2 separate regions of the Mus musculus genome follow, and region 2 is linked to region 1. The links are chromatin loops, found by intact Hi-C in ENCODE. Cell type or tissue: gastrocnemius. All regions are shown on one strand. Each heading gives the region's core, and the rest is flanking DNA. Links, peaks and the distances in the headings are about the cores only.

Region 1 (5,368 bases), core at 132-5,131:
AACGTCAGAAGAGGGTAGCAGATTCCCTGGGTTTATAGATGATTGTGAGCCACCATGTGGGTGCTGGGAATCAAATCTGGGTCCTCTGGAATATCAGCTAGTGTTCTTTGTTTTTGTTTTTCTGAGACAGGATTTCTCCATGTAGCCCTGGCTGTCCTGAACTCTCTTGGTAGACCAGGCTGGCCTTGAATTCATAGAGATCTGCCTACCTCACTGGCATTAAAGGTGTGTGCCACCACCAACTGTCTGAGCCATCGCGGTTGCTCCATGGGTTCTTGAAACAAAATTTAAGATCATAATTTTTTGTTTGGTTGGTTTTTTTTGACACAGGGTTTCTCTGTGTAGCTCTGGCCGTCCTGGAACTTACTCTGTAGATTAGGCTGGCCTCGAACTCAGAAATCCGCCTGCCTCTGCCTTCCAAGAGCACGATCATAAATTCTAAGTTGAAAAAATTTACATCAATTTATCTGTATGGCTTTACTTAAAATTTGCTAAGGCCCAACACTATTAAGTTATTTGTTAAGCCTGGAATGTCTCTTACTGGAAAAGCATTTTCCTAACATGTTCAAGACCCTGAGTTTGTCTCCTAGAACTACAAGAAAACAAAAGTAAAATCAGTATTTTGCTCTGTGTGGTGGCATATATCTTTACTTCTGCACTTGGCAGGCAGAAACAGGCATATTTCTGTGAATTTGAGGACAGTTTGGTCTATACAGCGAGTTCCAGGGCAGCCAAGGCTGCAGAGTAAGACAATGTCTTTTAAAAAAGTTAATTTGTAGATGTTAGTTAGTCTAGTAGAGATGAAATTCATTAAAATCTTTTTTGTTGTTGTTGTTGTTTTTTTTCCGGTCAGGATCTCCTTGCAGAGCCCAAGTTGGTCTTGAACTGGCTATGTGGATGAATAAACATTTCTGGTTCTGTCGCCACCTTCCCAGTGCTAGGTTTACAGGTATGGGTTACTACACAGTTTATACAACATTCAGGACACATTAGTCACACATGTGGGTTACTACACAGTTTATACAACACTCAGGACACATTAGTCACACACTTTACCAATTTAGCTACATTGAATGAAAAAAAAACAAAAAGGAGGACATGATGGCTTCTAGGTATGGTGGAGGAGGTTTATTGTAGACAGGAGGGAGCAGACAGCCAGAAGCAGAGGCATCTGGGAGAATTCAGGGTGGAAGTGGCTGTAGAATGAGCTGGGCCATGTGAGAAGGGTTAGGGGAGAGGGTAGAAGAGACCTGGAGTCAAGAGGCCAGGAGACCAAGAGGCCAAAGGGTAAAAAGGACCTCATAACCAAAATGGCTGGGTTACATAGGAATCAGAGAAGCTTGGGGAGGAAAAGGCCAGCTCAGACTCTGGACTGGAGAAGTTTAGGGTAGAGGTCAGGATTAGTATGCCAGCCAGAAGGATCCTGTACCAGAAGGTACTGAGGGAGACTGGTGGCCAGAGTCTGCTTTGATATTTTATTAGGCATCTCAGCCATTTGTCTTCGGTTTGTGACCTAGCATATGTTCCTAATCTGTCTGTCTTTCGTCTCCCCCCAACCCTCTTCTGAGACTGGGTTTGACTCTATAGCCCAGGTTGGCCATGATTTGGATGCGGGGATTACAGGTATAAACCACAGATTGATTGTGTGTCAACCTTACATAAACGTTTTCTTAAAATGTCTATATGCACGTATTAGTAACGGCACGTGTATACACACATGCTATACATACGGATGCACACACACATATTTACAGTATCATACTTCTTTTTTTCCTTCACTGAGCTTTTCACACTTTTCTTGTCCTTTCAAGTCACCTTGAAATCTGGTGCAACCTTCTGAGTTTCACTCATAGCTCTGTTAATAGGAATTCCATACAATTCTACAATATTCCTTTTCCGTTCCCTCCGCTAACAAACAAAATGTGGTATTATAAGAAGGCGCACCAGACACCTACGCAGGAATTCAATCCAGAAAGAAGAAAGGCTCCCAGACCACGTGACACCTCCAGGGACTACGTCAAGTGGCCGTCACCACAATGCTTCCGCCCTCTTCAAACATGGTTGGCAAGCGCTCTCCGCATCGTGACCATGGTTATTCTTGCATGTAGGAACCGTACTGAGCGCATACCAATCTCCTTTAGGCAAGTGTCGCGGCGGAGGAGATCCAGCAGAGCCGCAAGAACGACGATCGGTTACCGCCGGTAGTAACAAGCGCGGACCGGAAGTTCCGCGTCTTCGCTGTCCGGGGGGAGCCGTTAGGCGCGCACGCCGGAAGTGGCCAATCAGCCGGTGTGAGGCGGTGCCCACTGTGTTCGCGTCCCTCGGGCAGCAGAGCCATGGAGCCCGGGGCTGCTGAGCTTTATGACCAGGCCCTGTTGGGCATCCTGCAGCACGTGGGCAATGTCCAGGACTTTCTGCGCGTGCTCTTCGGCTTTCTCTACCGCAAGACCGACTTCTACCGCCTGCTGCGCCACCCTTCGGACCGCATGGGCTTCCCGCCCGGGGCCGCACAGGCCCTGGTGCTGCAGGTGAGGTGGAGAGAGGCGGCGGGCCGTTGGGGTCCAGCAGGTCCTTACCCCAGTTCCACCTCCCAGCGCCAGAGGTGCCCCGGCTCGCGTCCTACGTCTGGGAACTGCGCCACTCCGTAGCCCACCCTTCAGGGTTTGTGATTCTCTCTGGGGTGCCACCAGGTGATTTGAGTAAATGGCCAGGCGTTATCTGACCCACGGATCCGTTGGCAGGAATGCGCTTCTTTGGGTACAGGCTGGGTTTGTGCGGGAGATGCTTAGGTGTTGGACCTGTCAGCCTGGGTTTGAGGGCCTCCCAGCGCCCTGTGGGCATCCCCAGAACGGTGCAAGGGGCTTGTTAGGCAGGGTTCAAACCGTGCAGGCTGTAGGAGGAGGACTTTCACAGCGGGAGAAACTAGTAGATTTCAGAATTCCCGGGCTCGGAGGTGGCAGGAATGACTGGTATGTATTGATTGGTGGGTGTGGCCTCTTGCCAGTGACTTACTAAGTTGGTGGACAATTGTAATGTTTACGAAATTTACATTTGGATTAAAATTTATATGTCCTAGGTTATATTTATTGTTTTTGAAGCGTTACTAATGACTGACTCAAGTTGTTTGGACACCTTTTTAAAAACTGTTTTCTTTCGAGACAAGATCTTGCTGTGTAGCCCTGGTTGACTTGGAACTTGCCAGGTAGATCAGGATGGCTTCGAACTTATGGTCCTCCTTCCCGACGCTCCCGCGCTGGGATTGTTGACATTGTTGAGTTAGTAATAAGCAAACATTTAATGAATATATTTAACACTCTCAGCTGCGGTATAGACTCTGATGGTATGGATATTTAAATAATGGTCTGTCTACTTTTGACACTGTACAGAGAGTAAAGCACAGACACTAATAGAGAGCTCTGCTAGTTCTCTGTGTGGTAGAGCTCTTTGGAAGGAAGTGATAGAAGTGGTAGTTAGGAAATTGAGACAGTTTTGTAGGAGACGTTGAAGTAGGTTTTGAGGGGCGTGTAGAGTCTGATTCACAAACCTATAAAGTGCTTCATGTCACCTTTGCTGTTTGTTGACCCCTGCATCAGCCCCAGACAGGGCTTTCCTGTGTAGCTCTGAAGTCCTGGAACTCACTCTGGCATCAACCTCAGATATCTGCCTAGGATTAAAGACTCGAATTGCCACCACCTGGCTTACCTTCCATCTTAATCTGTTCTGTGGGCTTGTCAGGGGTTACTTTCTTCAGTTCCTCTCAGTGGAAGAAGCCAAAGCTTAGAATGTTCTAGTAACTCTTAACATAATGACCATGAGGTGATCAGTGGGAAGGTTTGCTACTGAGTTTCAGTTTCAGAATGGAAACCGATGAGTCCCTGGGGTAGCTCATCCTTATCAGTGGCCCAAGTGCTGCTGGTTGAGTAATTGGAGAGGGTGAGAGGTGGCACCTTGTGTTTCTTTATAATGAAGTCTTGCCACCTGATCGCCATGCTCTCTGAATCTGACGTAGTAGTTCAACAAGGTTAGATGACAACAAGAACTTCACTCTGTTTCCTGCAACTCAGGACTTCAGTTTTCTAATTCCAAATCTTTTTGCCCTTTTTGTCATTTAGCCACTCCATAGTATGGTGAGAACTTTTGTTTTGGTTATGAAAGGAGGAAAGAGTATCCCAGTGGCTGGCTGGCATTTGAATTTCTTCTGTATAACATCTTATTTTAGCTTTAACACAATTTGAGAGGTTGGTTCTTGTTTGTCTGATGAACTGATAAAGGCAAGATAGATGCACTTATCGTACAACTTTATAAAACAGCTACCTCTGAAAGGTTAAGATAGCTCTATAGGTTACAGTGTGGTGCCCATGCTATGGGAGGTAGGGAGCCGAGGAAGGGACAGGGTCAACCAAATATTTCAAGGTTCCAAATCTGGGTAACTGGAAGAGTGAGGTCATTAACTGTATTGTCACTTGGATTTGGGGGGTGGGAAAGTTTTAGATAAGTTGAATTTGAGATCGCAGACAGGTTCTGGCTTCAGAGCTGTTGGAATGGTAGGACTGGATCTTGCAGGAGATGGAAGGACTGTGAAGTCTGAAGAAGAGCCCAGTGTAGAGGACAGCTGGGGAACGGTCACCGTAAGGGGCATTGGGTTCTACCGCAGCCAAGGTTACAGTCCCAAGTACAGGTTTAAGAGTTGTTTGTTCTTACCCTTTCTCCAACCCCAGGTGGTTCTCAACCATCAGCCTTGACCGAGAGCCCTTTTATCTTCTCAGTTTCTTTCTTTTGTGGGGTGGGAGGTTGAAGACAAGGTTTCTCTGTGTAGCTTTGGCTATCCTGAAACTTGCTTTGTAGTCCAAGCTGGCCTTGAACTCACAGAGATCCGCTTGCCTCTGCCTTCTGAGCGCCGGCATTAAATAAAGGCATGTGCCACCACTGCCTGGCTCAGTTTCTATTTTCAAACAAGTATTTATTGAGTCTCCACTATAATATACACTGATTTGGGCCATGAGAAACAGAGGCTTATAAGTTGTTGTGGGGTTTTGGATTTTTTTTTTATTCTGAGAAAAGGTCTCACCATGTAGCCTTGACTGGCTTGGAACCTACTATGTAGATCAGGCTGGTCTCGTATTCAAAGACATCTGCCTGCCTCTGCTTCTTGAGTGCTGGGACTAAAGGCGTGCGCCACCACATCCAGCCAACCAAGAGACTTTTTACTATGTATACACTTGAATACTATTTTCATCAGGTAGATCATAGTAAGTCCCCCGAGGATCTGCTTTTTTTTTTTTTTTTTTAATTTACTGAAAGCCTTTGCAAGAGGCTTGTAAGCTACATTTAGTATTGGTAAGGGTTTTGGTATCTTTTCTACTCATTT
Region 2 (5,368 bases), core at 90-5,089, 66 kb before region 1:
CAGCTCAGCCCCTCCTGTTATCAGGAGGGCTTTCCCTTTCTTAATAGGTGGTCACTATAAGACCCTGTTGGTAAATGTTTTTAGTCCCCACCAATCTCTTTTCTGTTATTGCCCTAACAATAGTTACAGCGCCCAGAAGAAATGGGCCTAAGGTCAACTGACACTTTTTTGGCTTTAGGTGTTTTAAGAGGTCCCAAGGAAGGGTGGTAGTGCATGCCTTTAATTCCAGCACTAGGGAGGCTGAGTCAAACCAGTCTGGTCTACCTACCAAGTTCCAGGCCAGCCACTACATAATGAGGCCATGTCTCAAAAAAACCAATCAATCAATCTTCCCCAGGCAGTGATGGCACATGCCTTTAATCTCAGCATTTGGGAGGCAGAGGCAGGCGGATTTCTGAGTTTGAAGCCAGCCTGGTCTACAGAGTGAGTTCCAGGACAGCCAGGGCCACACAGAGAAACCCTGTCTTGAAAAAAACAAACAAACAAACAAAAAAAAAAAAACAAAAAAAAAACAAAAACAGAAGAAAAAGTCCTAAGGACATTCCCTGGTAAGGAATTCTCAAAGAATGGGCCTTATTAACATGTGTAACAAAGTCTGATTTTCGTTTTCTGGGAAAGATGGTCCCAGGAAGGGTTCGAGTCAACTTGGCTCTTCTTCTAAGAGCTGTTAAGGATTGCACCGCGTGTTGGCAGTATTTGTGAAAATCTTCATAGTAGCTGAAGGCCTGATTTAACATTTATCTTAGGTTAGCAACTTGTGCCGCGATTTCTGCCCAGTGAGATTTGCCTCTGGTTACCCACAGAACCCTAATTCCTTTGCGCATGTGCCTAAGTGGCGGCTGCCTCCCTTTAGCCAAAACGCGGTCGATCCCAACCATAACCTAGCAAAGCCCTGCCCACGTCACTCTGTGGGTCAGGGAAGGCTGAGGCGCCAGAGAAGAGGCATCCACAATTCGGAGGGCGTTCAAGGGACAGCATTGCGGAACGCTCCTGCGCAGAGCCAGCACAAATTGGTAGCAACGTCGGACACCCAGGAGAAAGTACTTCCAGGAAGTGACGTACCTTCCAGAGCTGATTAGTTGTTGGTTTGTCCCGCCCTACGCGTGCGCACTGACAGCGTGGAGTCACGCCATGGAGGACCAAGAAGCGCTGGGTTTTGAACACATGGGCCTGGATCCCCGGCTCCTGCAGGTATGGGGTAGGCTGTGGAGCTGCTACCCGGTGTGCCGCTGTACTCCACGCCGCTTGAGCTGCGTCCTCTTCCTTCTTAGGCTGTCACCGATTTGGGCTGGTCGCGACCTACGTTGATCCAGGAAAAGGCCATTCCTCTGGCGCTGGAGGGGAAGGACCTCCTGGCCCGCGCCCGCACAGGCTCCGGGAAGACCGCAGCTTATGCTATTCCGATGCTTCAGTCGCTTCTCCACAAGAAGGCGGTGGGTAGCGAGAGGAGCAGTGAGTATGAGGCAGGACGCTCCAAAAGAATAGGGAATGAAGTGCCCGACTGTGCCAAGGTTCCTCCTATAGGTCCTGTGTCAGTGTTAGGCGGCCCATAGAGAACTTGGTCAATTTGCAGCTTAATCTCTGAGCTGGAGTTCAGGTTACTTGGCTCTCAACCCGGGCCTTGGTGCCACGACCGCCATCCTGTTGTAATTTTGAGTAACCTTTTATCTAGAGGGGGACTCATCAGCTCCGTAGTACGTTAAGTGATTTCAGCAAGTTCTAAATTTGAGTGCCTGGGAAAGCTCTGCCCCCTGTGCTGTGAGGTGGGCAGAATTAAGAGTTTATCAGGACACAGCTAGGTGGTTGTGTTGCAGTACATGGTTCTGACTGTTTGGGCGGACCCAGTACTTTGAACGGTCTTGAATTGGTGTTCTTACAGACAGGTCCTGTAATGGAGCAGGCTGTGAGAGGCCTTGTTCTTGTTCCTACCAAGGAGCTGGCACGGCAGGCCCAGGCCATGATCCAGCAACTGGCTGCCTACTGTGCTCGGGATGTGCGAGTGGCTAACGTCTCAGCTGCAGAAGACTCAGCTTCTCAGAGGTGGGTGAAACCTGCAGGCCTCCAAAGGGAGAACGCTTTGCAAGTGTGTGCCCTTGGTGGTGTGAGTGGCTAGCCTGGGCAGGTCTGCCAGGGCGAGGGTCTGGCTGCTAAATCCTTGCCACCTGCAGAGCTGTGTTGATGGAGAAGCCAGATGTGGTGGTGGGAACCCCATCCCGAGTGTTAAGCCACTTGCAGCAGAACACCTTGAAACTCCGGGACTCCCTAGAGCTGCTGGTGGTAGATGAAGCTGACCTTCTTTTTTCCTTTGGCTTTGAGGATGAACTCAAGAGTCTTCTCTGGTAAGGAAGAAACAGAAGTGGCTCCTAGACCTGCAAGGGTCTGGACTTGGGACTGGAGTGGAATGGGTGGGCTGGAGCCTGATCAAGCCCTGTTCTTTCTTTCAGTCACTTGCCTCGGATTTACCAGGCTTTTCTCATGTCGGCCACTTTCAATGAGGATGTACAAACTCTGAAGGAGCTGGTACTGCATAACCCGGTAAGTGGAGCATCTGGGACTGAGACCCAAGTCTCTGAACTTGTTGATCCTTCTCAGGAAACTTCTGGCGCTTGCGGGGGGACTATTTTTGTTAGGTATGTCTTTCCTAATTCTTAATCACTGAAAGGAAGTCACTTGAAGTCATTATATATTTATAGCTTTCCCTAGTCCAAACTGTGCTTTGCTTGGAAGTCACTTGGGGTCACGTTTCCAAAGGGAGCCAAATTCTAAGACCAGAGTTCCCCTTGTGTACATTTCAGTCTTCTACTTCCAGCCATTGTGCAGGCTTCTATTCTGTATCCTGTCTACTCCCAATGTTTGTCTTTGTGCTGTACACTGATGCTGTATGTATAGTTTGTTTCTAATACCACAATAGTTAGGGTACTTTTGAGTTCTTAGGTTACAGCCCTGAGGTGGGGTGGGGGATGGGGCAGTGGCTCACACACCAAAAACCCTTAAAGACATGTTCTATCCTGCACTAATGTAGTTGCTTTGGTTAGTGAGGCAGTGTCCACAGAACCACTTCTCTTTCCTGATCACAGGTCTGTCCTCTTCCTAGGTTACCCTCAAGTTACAGGAGTCCCAGCTGCCGGGGCCAGACCAGCTCCAGCAATTTCAGGTGGTCTGTGAGACAGAAGAGGACAAGTTCTTGCTGCTGTATGCCCTGCTCAAGCTGTCACTGATTCGGGGCAAAGCCTTGCTCTTTGTCAACACTCTAGAGAGGGGTTACCGGCTCCGTCTTTTCCTGGAACAGTTCAGCATTCCTTCCTGCGTGCTCAACGGAGAACTCCCACTGCGCTCCAGGTCCGCTGTGTCTGTCTTGATAAAGATAAGCTGAGAAGAAACATGGAAGGAGAACCCAGTTGGTTCTTTCCCCTTTTACGAGATGGGTTATGCTGTATTTGTAGTCCAAGTTAGCCTTGAATTTAGAGCAGTCCTCAGATTTCTAAGTGCTGAGATTAAATTTGTGGGCTGCCTCACACAGCTGGTCTTATTTCTTCTCCTCCCGCCTCTTTGCAGTGTGAGGGATTGAGCCCAGAGCCTTGTTCTTGCTAAGTAAGCACTCAACCACTCAGTTATACACCTAGATCCCTTTTCTGTTCTGTAACCACTTGCTAGGAGCTAGCCTCTCAGTATGATGACAACTCTGAAATAATTAGCTGCTGCTCCATTAAGGAAGAAAGGAAGGAAGGAAGGAAGGAAAATTACGAGTGTAGGTGTTTTATTGCCTGTGTGGTTTATGTGTCCTACGTGCGTAGCTGATGCATAGGGAGGCCATAAAGGGTGTTGGATCCCCTGACATTGGATTTACGGAGTATTAGTTGCCATGTGGGTGCTGGGACTAGGACCTGGGTCCTCTGGAGAGCAGCCGAGCGTTTAGTCCTTGAGCCATCTCTCCAGGTCAGTGCTGTAGTTTTCAGCTGAGGAGGCTGAGGTGCGGATCTGAGGATAATAAAGGAGGTAAAGAGAGAGGGAAGGAGGATGGTTAGGGTCAGGCTGGTCATCCCCTTGGATTGCAGGTGCCACATCATCTCACAGTTCAACCAAGGCTTGTATGATTGCGTCATAGCGACAGATGCTGAAATCTTGGGACCCCAAGTCAAAGGCAAACGTCGAGGCCGCGGGTCCAAAGGAAACAAGTGAGTCCACGGTTCTCTTTTTTCATCATTCCTCCGAGAGGACTGTTTTCAGCCTCTGTAAGACTGAGCCAAAGTGCATAGAGTGAGTGAGTTGTCAGACATTCTCGGTGGTTATACCTGGCAGTCCCACGGGCCCTTGCTTAGCTTCCTGGGCAGACATAGAGTAGAGGGTGATGCCCACATGTGCAGCACAGAGTGTCAGGGTCCCAGAGGCGGTTTATGGGTCAGTATGTTCTGCTATTGCCCAGGGCTAAGGTCAGGGCACAGGTTTGCCTGCATGTCAGAACTCCGGTCCACCCTCCAACACCCCAGCTCCTGGAGTGATTCTAATGTTTGGAGGTCTTTCAGCTTTGCTTAGAGGAGAGATGGCTTAGAGATATATGTGAGAACACATTCCCAGAGGGTGAGTATCTGTCTGATACCAGGTTATTTTCTCAGGGCCTCTGATCCAGAGTCAGGTGTGGCTCGGGGCATAGACTTCCACCACGTGTCTGCGGTCCTCAATTTTGACCTTCCTCCCACCGCAGAGGCTTATGTCCATCGAGCTGGCAGGTAGGAGGATGGGGCGTGGGGTGAGCTGGGGCGTGCGGAAGGACAGATCCTGTGGGCTAGTGGTACACGCTTGATCTTCTCCCTCTGCAGGACAGCTCGAGCCAACAACCCAGGCATAGTTCTGACCTTTGTGTTGCCCGCGGAACAGCCTTTCTTGGGAAAGATTGAGGACCTTCTGAGTGGAGGTAAGAGCCCGTGGTATGACTGCGAGTCTAGGAGCCGGGCTTCTCCCAGCTCACCTGGCGAGCAACTCCAGTGTCTAGTATGGTACTGCACATCTTTCATTGCAGAGCACAGGGGTGAGACAGGATGGCTGACTGACAGTTTGAGGCTAGGCTGGGATACATAGTAAGAACTTTTTTTTTTTTTTTCTATTTTTAAATCAAAGAATGGGGCTTGAGAGGTTGATCTGTGGCTGAACACTTGCTGCTCTTTCCTGTTTTTAAGATGTATGTATGTATGTATGTATGTATGTGAGTACACTGAAGCTGTCTTCAGACACACCAGAAGAGGGCACTGGATCCCATTACAGATGGTTGTGAGCCACCATGTGGGTACTGGGAATTGAACTCAGGACCTCTGGAAGAGCAGTCTTAACCTCTGAGCTGTCTCTCCAGCCCCACTTGCTGCTCTTTTAGAGG

The links. Hi-C counts contacts between places; a loop is a spot of excess contacts. Peaks named below come from ENCODE experiments on the same cell type or tissue, not always from the same donor. Only the 100,000 strongest peaks of a DNase experiment are listed, where the experiment ranks them.
Region 2: it touches region 1 in a loop (5-fold over the local background); 20 of 42 quality-filtered maps call a loop at or near these places.

What each region holds. Positions count from the first base shown.
Region 1 is chr11:6,197,103-6,202,470 of GRCm38, reverse strand. It overlaps Nudcd3 (NudC domain containing 3), which reads left to right and starts at 2,020. Exons shown (of 6, transcript NM_173748.5): 1 at 2,020-2,528. The coding sequence starts at 2,337. In gastrocnemius, for the core only: no CTCF peak of the experiment used is centred there; DNase peaks (open chromatin) are centred at 2,053 and 2,249; H3K4me3 peaks cover 2,528 bases; H3K27ac peaks cover 1,886 bases.
Region 2 is chr11:6,263,483-6,268,850 of GRCm38, reverse strand. Ddx56 (DEAD box helicase 56) reads left to right here and starts at 1,122. Exons shown (of 14, transcript NM_026538.3): 1 at 1,122-1,191; 2 at 1,272-1,433; 3 at 1,880-2,040; 4 at 2,169-2,339; 5 at 2,445-2,535; 6 at 3,095-3,339; 7 at 4,056-4,175; 8 at 4,614-4,727; 9 at 4,818-4,912. The coding sequence starts at 1,132. In gastrocnemius, for the core only: no CTCF peak of the experiment used is centred there; DNase peaks (open chromatin) are centred at 1,047 and 2,032; H3K4me3 peaks cover 3,048 bases; H3K27ac peaks cover 3,252 bases.